Regions from separate parts of the Mus musculus genome. Here region 2 is linked to region 1. A link is a contact called in ENCODE POLR2A ChIA-PET data. All regions are on one chromosome and are shown on one strand. The core of a region is the stretch at or near the end of the contact, and the rest is flanking DNA. Distances in the headings are between cores, read along the strand shown.

Region 1 (5,342 bases), core at 533-3,032:
CATGCAGTCACCTCCTCCCTGCATTTCTTCAAGAACAGCGAAGTGGGGTTGGAGGGGGGATGTGATGACAAAGACTCCCACCCCTGCCCCCACCGCCCACCCCTCGGATCAGAGCCAAGACCTGAAAAAGCTTGGCATTGCTTATCTACCTCCAAAGGGAACATGGTCTCCTTTGGCCAGGCCCTTTCTCCCAGAATCTGTTCATCTCAGTATTTACTTGGCAAAATCGTCAGGTAAGGGAGTGTGTGAGTGTGAGTGTGTGTGAGTGTGTGTGTGTGTGTGTGTGTGTGTGTACATGTGGAAATAAAGGTTTTGAATTCCTTTCTTGCTAGTTTTGTTTGTTTCGGTCCAGTCTGACCACATAACCCAGGTTAGCCTCTATAACAAAGCTGGGCTTGAATTCATCGCTCTCTTGCCTCTGCTCCCTGCGTGCCGGGGTTACAGGTATGTGCCACCACCCCAGCCAGTTGTTAATGTCAACCTTCAGAAAAATCTAACTTGTGGGAGCTGAGGAAACAGCTCAGGGAATAAAGGGCTTGCTGGGCAAGCATGAGGCCCCACGTTTGAATCCCCAGAACCTATGAAAAAGCCAGGCCTAGCAGTATGTCTCTCTGAGCTCAGGGTTGTGGAGGCAGAGGTAGGTGGATTCTGGGATAGGGGCGGGGGAAGGTCACTACTCACCCAGCCTAGCTAAAAGAGCAAACCCCAGGGATAGTGAAAGACCTTGTCTGACAAACTAAGGTGACAGAGAGATGACTCTTAGCAGTTGGGGACAGAGCACGTGAATTCGGTCCCCAGAACCCATGTGGTGTCTCACAGCTGTCTGTAACTGTAGTTCCAGAGAGTCCAGAGCCCTCTCTGGCCTCCACAGGCATGTATGTGATGCAGATGCTTGCATAGCAACACAGATGCTTGCATAGCAACACTCCTACACAAAAAAGGGGAGATCTGAAAAGATACCCCACGTTGGCCTCTACTCTGCATCCACGCACACATGTGTGCACACACGCACACACAGGAACATACAAAACCAAGTAACTTTCTCTTAGGTATTTTTAAACTGTCTCATGTAACCCAGGCTGGCCTCAGACTCATTAAGTAGCCAAGGAGGAACATGAACTACTGCACCCCCTGCCTTCTACCACCCAAGTACCACACAGAAATATAACTTTTGGCCTGGCAGTGTGGCGCATGCTGTTAATCTCAGTACCCAGGAGGCAGAGGCAGGTGAAGCTAGTCTGGTCTGCACAGTGAGTTCTAGGACAGTCAGAGACTTTGTCTCAAAAAAAGAAAAAAAGAAAAAGAAAAAGAAAAACTATTTTTTTGCTGACCCTGTTGTGCTCACCTTTGACCCAGCCCTGGGAAGACAGAGGCAGAGGAGTGGAAAGCCAGCCAGGGCTGCATAGCGAGACTCTGGCTCAACAAAACAAAATGTCACTTCCTTACTGCCAGGAACGAATGAACCTACATTTCAGACAGCCTGTTAACCACCAATGCATTCCCACCTTCTAGAAAGCTGTGTGGCGGGCTGGCAAGATGGCTCAGCGGTTAAGAGCACTGACTGCTCTTTCAGAGGTCCTGAGTTCAAATCCCAGCAATCACATGGTGGCTTACAACCATCTATAATGAGATCTGATGCCCTCTTCTAGTGTGTCTGAAGATAGCTACCGTGTACTTACATATAATAAATAAAACTAGATTACTTTAAAAAAGAAAGAAAGAAAGCTGTGTGGCTGCCCACTGCTGAAATACCCATCCCCGCCCAGAGACTTCCCTGCCTGCAGCCCCGCTCACCCAGCTGACAGCCGGAGTTCCACATCTCCTGGGGGTTATAGTTGGCTGAGTTCATCCGCAGCCCCAGTGGGTACACTCGGGTCAGTTGCTGAGTGTTGTGCCTGACAAAGCTGGTCCCTGGGGCAGAGTTGGGACAGGATTATGATAGGACCCAGGCTCCTGTCCCTGGCCCAGTTCCAGGCCCTATAATCCTGCCCCCACACATACTTCACCCCAGCTTCCCTCTCTCCTGAACTATGGTGAGACTAGAAAGAGGGGGTTGCTGAGGACCAGATAGAGGCAGGGACACCTGGCAGCCACACAGCCTGACTGCGGCCTACACTGAATGCCGGTCCCTGTCACTCACTCTGCCCACACCCTTAGCCATGCCTTAGGTTCCTGGGACTCTTACAGTGGCCATGCCTCTAGGTCTTCCTATGACCTGTTCCTCCTCTCTGGAGTCCTTTCCTCTTCTGCTTCCTCCCTCCTCTGCAGTGACGTCTTCTCAGACATGGGATGAACCATGAAGCCTTCCTGGTCTCATACCCTCCAGGCTCTGCTGGCCCCTGGCACTAGCCTGGCTGCCTGGCCCGTGCCTTGACCACCATTTGGTTATGACCGTGGTGAAGGCAACTCCAAACCTCTCTCCTCTGTGGCTCTGCGCCCACACTTAGCCTGGAGCCAGGCCCCCATAAAGTCAGAGTCTTTACCTGGTCCCCCTAAGTCCTCAGCCCTCTGAAATCTTGAGAACACTCTAGGATACCCATCCTCCACCCACCACCACCATCACCACCCAAGCCCGGAAGGCTCCATGCTCTCCTGTCCCCAGATATCCAGAGTTCTGGTTCCTACCTGCCTCCCTGGTGAACTTCCTGGCCTTGCGCTCGCTGAGGGAGCCAACCGTGCAAGACTGAGGCGGGCCAGGACTGGGATCCAGGGTCCGCAGGCGGGTAGCACAGCAATACACAGCCAGCGCTGAGAGCTCTGGGGAGATCTGCTTGGCCTGGGAAACCAGCCTCAGTGGGGATCACTAAGCTCAAGAGCCCCTCCCCCACCCCACCTCCCTTTCCTTCCCACCCTTCTCTGCTGCCCCATCCCCTGGCCCGCAGCAGGACCCAGCCTGCTGACCCAGTTGTCAAGACACACTCACTCGACTCCTCTGCTCTGCAGCTTCCAAGGCCTCTTCCGCCTCCTCTTCCTCCTCCTCTTCCTCCTCCCTGTCTGACAGAATTCGACCATCCTCACTCCGAGCAGCTGGCAGCTTCTTCCCCTTCACCAAGATCCGGCCCTTGAGCTGCTGTAGAGGCCAAGGGAAGACAGGTGAAGCCCTCAGGCAGCCCTTCAGCGGGGTGGTCAGGCACCACTGGGAGAGCGGCTGGTAGGGAGGGGGCTGGAGGACTGGAGTGCTTGTTCCTAACAGGAAGAAGTGATCTCACCACTAGGCCATTGATGGAGAGGGTGTGTGAAAATGTGTCGTTCATGGGAGTGCCACACAGCAGCTCTCACACAGCTCAGAGGCAGCTCGGGCACAGGGAAGGAGCACTCTTCCTAAAAGATCTTTCCCTTTTTGTTTTTTGTTTGTTTTTGTTTTTGAGACAAGGTTTCTCTGGGTAGCCCTGGCTGTCCTGGAACTCACAAAGATCCACCCGCTTCTGCCTCCCCCATGATAGGATTAAAGGTATCCGCTGTTACTGCCCAGTGCAGAAAGATCTCTCCTGGAAGGAATGACTACAGCACATATTTTTACACTACTTTTTTTTGTTTGTTTGTTTCCAAGACAGTCTTATGTAGCCTAAGCTGGCCCCCCAACTCACTAGGTAGCCAAAGGTAACTTTGAACTCCTGATTGTGCTTGGATTACAGACATGTGCCACTCACTATTCCTAGCTTTTAGCCTCCATCTCTTGATCCTTCTGTCTCAATAAAGATCTCTGTCCCACAACCTTCTTGATGTCAACTTGATGGCCAACCTGGGCTAAAGAATACAAGCCAGTCATGGCTGGGTCAGTAGCTTAGTTGATAAGAGTGTGTGCCTGTCATGCACAGTACCCTGAGTTCTATCCTCAGCACTATGTAGACCAGGAATGAACGGAATGAACGAGGAATGGTAGCACACTCCTGTAATCCCAATGTTCAAGGTCACCTTTGGCTACATAAAGGGTTGGAGGCTAGCCTGGGCTATATGAGGTCCTGTCTCGAAATAAGAGCAACAATGAAACAAGTAAATAAATGAGAAAAACATTGTGTACATAGGTGTATGAATATATGGAAAAATTCACACACATTAAAAACTGGAAGATGAGGGGCTGGAGAAATGGCTCAGCGATTAAGAGCATTGACTGTTCTAACAGAGGTCCTGAGTTCAACTCCTAGCAGCCATATGGTGGCTCACAACCATCTGCAATGGGGTTCGATGGCTTTTTCTGGTGTGGCTGAAGAGAGTGATAGTGTGTACTGACAGTCCAGCCCAACTTATCTGTGGTCCTAAGCAGGTGGCAGCTGGCCAGCACAGATGGCTGGGAAGGGAGATCTAGGTCGAGGAAATGTCAACTCAGGACATGGAGGTGGAAGTGGCTGGGCCTACAGGTACTCTATGAGAAGGGACACAAACCAGGCCAGGCAGAGCTAGACACAGAAGGCCCAGGAAGTGGATGGTCAAGAATGAGGAACTAGGGCCGGGCGTGGTGGCGCACGCTTTTAATCCCAGCACTTGGGAGGCAGAGGCAGGTGGATCTCTGAGTTCAAGGCCAGCCTGGTCTACAGAGTGAGTTCTAGGACAGCCAGGGCTACACAGAGAAACCCTGTCTCAAAACAAACAAACAAAAACAAACAAACAAAAGGAACCAGAGGGCAGCAGTTGGGCGGCAGATGCCAGTTAAACCGAGCAGGAAAAGGTCCAGGAAGAAAGAGATGAAGGATCCTGGCCTAGAGGGAGTGTGTGAGTGAGGACAGGGGTGCATCCCAGTCAGATGGACCCACCTCCCAGGCTGTGGATGTGGGAACATCACCTCAGGAGATGGCAGCTCCTCGGGGTTCTGGGAGTCCAGGGCCTGTGTCACCAGCATGTCTCCCAGGATGCTTCGAAGGTGGCGAGCCATGACAGCCTGCTGTTCCAGCCCGCAGTGGTTCTCGAGGGATAGGATTACAGGATATGGGGACGACTGTTGGAATTGGGGGGGGACAGGTAACAGCTCAGAATCCACCATCTGCTGGCCCCTCTCCTACACATGGTGGTCAGCTCTTTCGAGGCAGGCAGGCAGGCAAAGGTAGAGGTGTGAAAACCCACCCCAAGGGACCAAGTCTGTAAGGCACGGGGCACACTGGCACCAGGATGGGTGTGGAAGTGCCGGCGGTCAGAGCTTGGTCTCAGGAAGAGGGTGGACTGTTGGGAGACTGGGGGTACTGTTTAGAAATATGCTCCTTCAGGGTTAATGACATTGACCATTTCAAGGTGATGTGGCAGATGCTGTCGCTTGTGAGGTTGGCTACCCTGATGACTGTAAAGCATATGAGGTGTCCACTCAGCAGTCAGGACTAAGTCCGGTCCCCCCACCAAGCCCTAAGGTTTTA
Region 2 (5,113 bases), core at 2,159-4,658, 43 kb after region 1:
TACTGGGTGGGGATCCTTAGACTTATTCCTCTGAGTTCCCTAACACCCTGTGAGGCAGACCACCTCCCCGGGTTTGGCCATCCTTGTGCCTCACTGGAAAATACAGGCACTCTCCGGGATTTTAACAGTAGGGAGGATAGCCCTAAAGACAGACACCATTCACTACACAGGTTCTGTAGCTTCAGCGTCACAAGCAAAAAGGCTGAAGCAGGAAAACCTATGATGTCGGCAGACATCGGGGCAGCGAGCGGGAGCCAGGACTGCAGGGAAAAGTCAAGTCGGCCTCACAACTCACTTGCTGGCTCGGCAAGTGTGGACTAAAAGATTAGCTGTTCTGAATCTGGATTGACTTGTTTGTGAAACAGGACCGACTTCTGCACCATAAGGCAGCCGAGCGGTTTAACAGTGCTTGGAGGGTAGAAAATACTTGGCAAAGGGCTAGGACTTGGAACATATAAGTTCTGGAAGTCTACGACCTTGGTGAGCATGTCCCCTTCCATTATGAGACCTTACTCTTAGCCCTCTCTAGTAAACTTAGTCTAGGTTCAACCATAACTTCCATATTCCTGACTGTGTGTATTCAATCAAGTCCTCTAAAATCTGAAGCATGGACATTTTGACTCTTGCAGCAAGTTGTCTGCAAAGACTCCTTTTCCTCTTTATTTTTTAAGACATTTAAATATATTTTATGTGTATGAGCATATATGACTCTGTAGCACACATGCCTGGTGCTGGTGGAGGTCAGAAGAGAGCATGGGATCCTTAGGAACTGGGGTTACACTTGTGAACTGCCACGTGGATGTTGGGGATGGAGCCTGGATCCTCTAGAGAACAAATGCTCTTAACTATGCAGCCATCTCCCATACCTTGAGCCCCCTTTCCATCTTTGTTCTTGGTCTCCTGGTGCGTTCTAAGTAATGAATGAAGAAAGACAGGCTTTTCAGGCAGACCAGGTTTCTAGCAATGCATGGAAAACAAGCTAGAATGGTCATTTTCAAAACAGCTGCATGTCCCCTTAGGGCATTCTCACTTGCTTCCCCTCGAGACTGTCTCACACTAGATTGCGGCCCCACCCAGCACTCTGAAGTTCATAAACCCTTTTACTTATGAAACACTTTTAACCTGGGAGGTGATGTGCACCTAATTATTACCGTGGTGCTGAGGCAGGAGGATCTGCATTTCAGGCAAGACTATATTATATCCTGAGGCCTTGCCTCAAAAACAAAATTGTGCTTCCTGCTCCTTCCAAGTCAATTGCTCCGTAATACACAGATTTCCAAGTCCCAAGCAGTCTGATTGCAAGTTGCTGCATGGATTTTCTTTATTGCCATTTGGCTCACTGTGGCCGGGCTTCATTGTGCAGTCCTGGCAACTTGAAGCTCCAAAACTTTTTATCTTTTTTGTCCTAACAAATGACTGCCAATTTGTAATAGTTTGCAATGAGCTGAAGCTTTTACTGGAAATAAAAACTTACTGAGGGAGTGTGGGAGAAAGGATTTTGTGTCTTGTTTTTAATTTTTTTTTTTTACATATCTGATTTTTTTTTTCTTTCCTGCATGTGTGTACAGCATATGTGCCTGCTGTCAATGGAGGATATCAGCTCCTCTGGATCTGCAGCTATAGACATTTGTGAGCCATCGTGTGAGTCCCAGGGAGCCAATCTCAGGCCCTCTGAAGAGCAGCCCGTTCACTAACTGCTGAGCTGGCTTTCCAGGTCTTGGCTTTTGTGTTTTTGACAGAAAAACCGTATTAGATGACGCAAGGAAGACCCGCTCTAGTTACAACTGCCTCTTCGTTGTCAGGTGACCTTGGATAAGTCACTTGATTTCTCCAAGGCGCAGAGCTTTCCTATAGCTAAAATGGCGGCTAACTCCTGCCCTACCTCGCTCACATGGCTGCGCTGGTCAAATAGTTTCATGTGTAGAATCTCACTCCATTATGGCTGGAATGTAAGGAAAAAGAAGAATGGCTCACTGGGTACTCAGGCAAAGGGAGAAGTGGCAATTACGCCAAGGGGATTAAAGGGAGTTTTTCGGGTCCTTCTAGTAGGGGAAAAGAATGTGAATCCCTTTTAAGGGGGAGTAGAACCCCCACTTCACCCCCAATGTACCCTACGGCCCTGGGTCAAGCACACCCATTTCAGGGAAGGCCTTCAGCTTTCCTTCTCGAAGCCTTCCCCCCAACACACACACACACCTCATCTCTGTGGATGACACCCCCTTTTTTCGGGAACGCATAGATTTTTGGGTTCCTCCCCAACACAGACTTCGCATCAATTGGCCCAATCTCTCCAGAGTATCCTGGCTAGGGAAAGGTTTGCGGTATCGGAAGCGAAGAGGCCAAGTCGACCCCGGGAGGCCATTTTCTTCGGCAGAAGCCGAGGTTCGGGGCGAGTCCTTCCTCCTCACCACGCGCTTCCCATCCGGGCTCAGGCGGAGAGCTCGGCCGCGGAGGACCACTTTGCTTTCACCTCTGGTGCGGAGATAGCTCTTGGCCTGGGTGGCTGCTCTCACCTAAGGGCCTCCAGGATAGCCTGAGGACCGACGTCACTCAGGACTCGAACCCGCCCTCTCAGTTCCTGAGGCCTAGTCTGAAGCTGATGCTCGGCAGGCCACCACACTGTCCCTTTAAGGCGGCACTTCTTAATTCATTTGTTTACTTCTTCATGCGCTTTTCGTCTTTTTAATAAATAGTTGTCCAAAATATCCTTCCGCTTATCTCTCTCCAAGAAACCCATCACCTACCTCAGAGACATTATTGTAATTTTAAGAATCCAATGTCAGTAATCACGACTAACAGCTCTCTTTATAGAATTTAATCCTCTTTTACACTTTAGGGACTACTTTTTAGGGACAGACCATTTTTGCATAAGTTGAAAACGGTTTATGGCCATCAGAACCTTTCCGCTGAGAACAGAATATGACAGTAGATTTTCAAACGCACCTTTTAATAAAAATATTCTGTATAAGCTCCCAAAGGTCATGGAATCTTCTTGTATTCCTGAAGCACAATGGTATGGTCCAGAACCCGCCCCATCTCCTCTGTAATTGGTCTTCCTTCCTCGGAGAGACGAATAACTCTTGCCCAATGACTGCTCACGTTTCTTCAGCGAGAGCTAAGCGATGGAAGAAGGCGGCCTGGGAGACGCCCCCTACGCATTCTATGATTGGCTACGTTGCACGGCGCGCGAGGACGGCGGGCCCGAAAGAAGGGAACTACGACTCCCGGCTGCCCCACACCTGGACTCCGTTACGCATGCGCATGGGCGGGGCTTACAAGCTTCTATATATAAGAGGCGCCGAGGGCTTGGAGACAGCAGTTGGAAGTTGGCAGGTGGAAAGTCAGGTTGGGAGGGGAAGCCGGAGGAGGAGGCGGAAGAAGAGCTGTCTGAAGGGGGAGGGAGGGAGGGAGGAAAAGAGGAGGAGGCGGAGGAGAACTGAGCGGAGCATCGAGCCAGAGGGGAGATGAGTTTGTCTGTCCTCGGCTAAGGCTCCGGCCCGGCCTGAGGAACTGGGAGCTCGGGTTGGAGCGACACCCGTGGAAGTGGGAGGTGGCGGCTCTGGGACTTTAACCCCTTGTGGGCTCTGCGGCAGGGGATTTAACCCTTTGTGGATTCGGCCCCTCCGAGGCAGCGTCATCGGGTAGTTTTAACCCTTTCGGGTTGGGTTTAACCCATTGGACTTAAACCTCCTCTCCTTGCGCACCAACTCCTCGTCTGTGGGAGCACTCGGCGGGGAGGCGTGAAGCCCACCCCTCTGCATATTTGCATACGGTGCCTGCTGCTGAACCCCCGGACCTGCTAGTTGGCCACGCTTGTGTGCGCTTAACCCTTTATTGACTGGACTCCAAGTTGCGATTGGAGTTTGCTGACAGGACGGACGGAAGGCGTCACTGCAGAAATTACTGACCGAAGAGGACTTTGTTGGACATATTTTGAAAAGAAAGAAAAACCTCTTTCCTTAAGCCAGAATTTCTCAAACTTCCAGAAGAGAACTCTACTAAGCCATGGCCGAGCCACTCTTGACAGAACATCAACACCAGCCTCAAACTAGCAACTGTACAGGTGCTGCTGTTGTCCATGAAGAGCATACCTCTGAGCGCCCCCCAAGCGCGGAGGAACGGGTGCCCAAGGAGGACAGTAGGTGGCAATCGAGAGCGTCCTTGCAGTCCGGTAGCCGTCCAGGGCAGGAGGGAGAAGGGGGCCTGAAGCACCAGCTGCCCCCATTGCAGACGAATGCCTGTCCAGAATTGAGCTCCCTGGAGAAGGGCGAGAAGGGCCAGAATGGGGAGGACTTATCCACTGGCGGTGCCTCCCCGTCGGCGGAGGGAGAGCCGATGTCAGAGTCCCTCGTGCAGCCAGGTCATGACTCGGAGGCCACCAAGCAGGAGGCTCCTGCCGCCGGAGGCGAGGAGCCATGGGGACAGCAACAGAGACAGCTGGGCAAGAAAAAACATCGGAGACGCCCCTCAAAGAAGAAGCGGCATTGGAAGCCCTACTACAAGCTGACTTGGGAGGAGAAGAAAAAGTTCGACGAGAAGCAGAGCCTGCGAGCTTCGCGGGTTCGAGCCGAGATGTTCGCCAAGGGCCAGCCAGTTGCGCCCTATAACACCACGCAGTTCCTCATGGATGACCACGATCAGGAGGAGCCTGATCTCAAAACCGGCCTTTACCCCAAGCGGGCAGCCGCCAAATCCGACGACACCAGCGATGAGGATTTTGTGGAAGAAGCTGGTGAGGAAGACGGAGGCAGCGATGGCATGGGAGGGGACGGCAGCGAGTTTCTGCAGCGGGACTTCTCGGAGACGTACGAGCGGTACCACGCCGAGAGCCTGCAGAACATGAGCAAGCAGGAGCTCATCAAAGAGTACCTGGAGCTGGAGAAGTGCCTCTCCCGCAAGGAGGACGAAAATAACCGGCTGCGGCTGGAAAGCAAGCGGCTGGGAGGCGTCGACGCGCGAGTGCGGGAGCTCGAGCTAGAGCTGGACCGGCTGCGCGCTGAGAACCTCCAGCTGCTGACCGAGAACGAACTGCACCGGCAGCAGGAGCGAGCGCCTCTTTCCAAGTTCGGCGACTAGACTGAAAACTTTTGGGGGGAGGGGGCAAAGGGGACTT

Evidence for each region. ChIA-PET counts read pairs that join two places held with the same protein, here RNA polymerase II (POLR2A).
Region 2: POLR2A ChIA-PET joins it to region 1 with 15 read pairs in embryonic stem cell. The contact joins the promoter of Hexim1 here to the enhancer-like site in region 1. POLR2A ChIA-PET finds 5 or more read pairs at or near these places in 4 of 5 experiments (Patski and embryonic stem cell).

Annotation. Positions count from the first base shown.
Region 1 is chr11:103,071,934-103,077,275 of GRCm38, forward strand. It overlaps Plcd3 (phospholipase C, delta 3), which reads right to left. Exons shown (of 15, transcript NM_152813.3): 8 at 4,781-4,933; 9 at 2,924-3,070; 10 at 2,626-2,776; 11 at 1,795-1,911. Among named protein-coding and RNA genes, the nearest start is that of Gm42090, 27 kb to the left of the region's middle. Within about 2 kb of position 1,783, at least 1 of the 3 ENCODE cell types and tissues checked has a DNase peak (open chromatin) inside an H3K27ac peak, as active enhancers do.
Region 2 is chr11:103,112,917-103,118,029 of GRCm38, forward strand. It overlaps Hexim1 (hexamethylene bis-acetamide inducible 1), which reads left to right and starts at 3,409. Exons shown (of 1, transcript NM_138753.2): 1 at 3,409-5,113. The coding sequence starts at 4,006. The coding sequence ends at 5,076.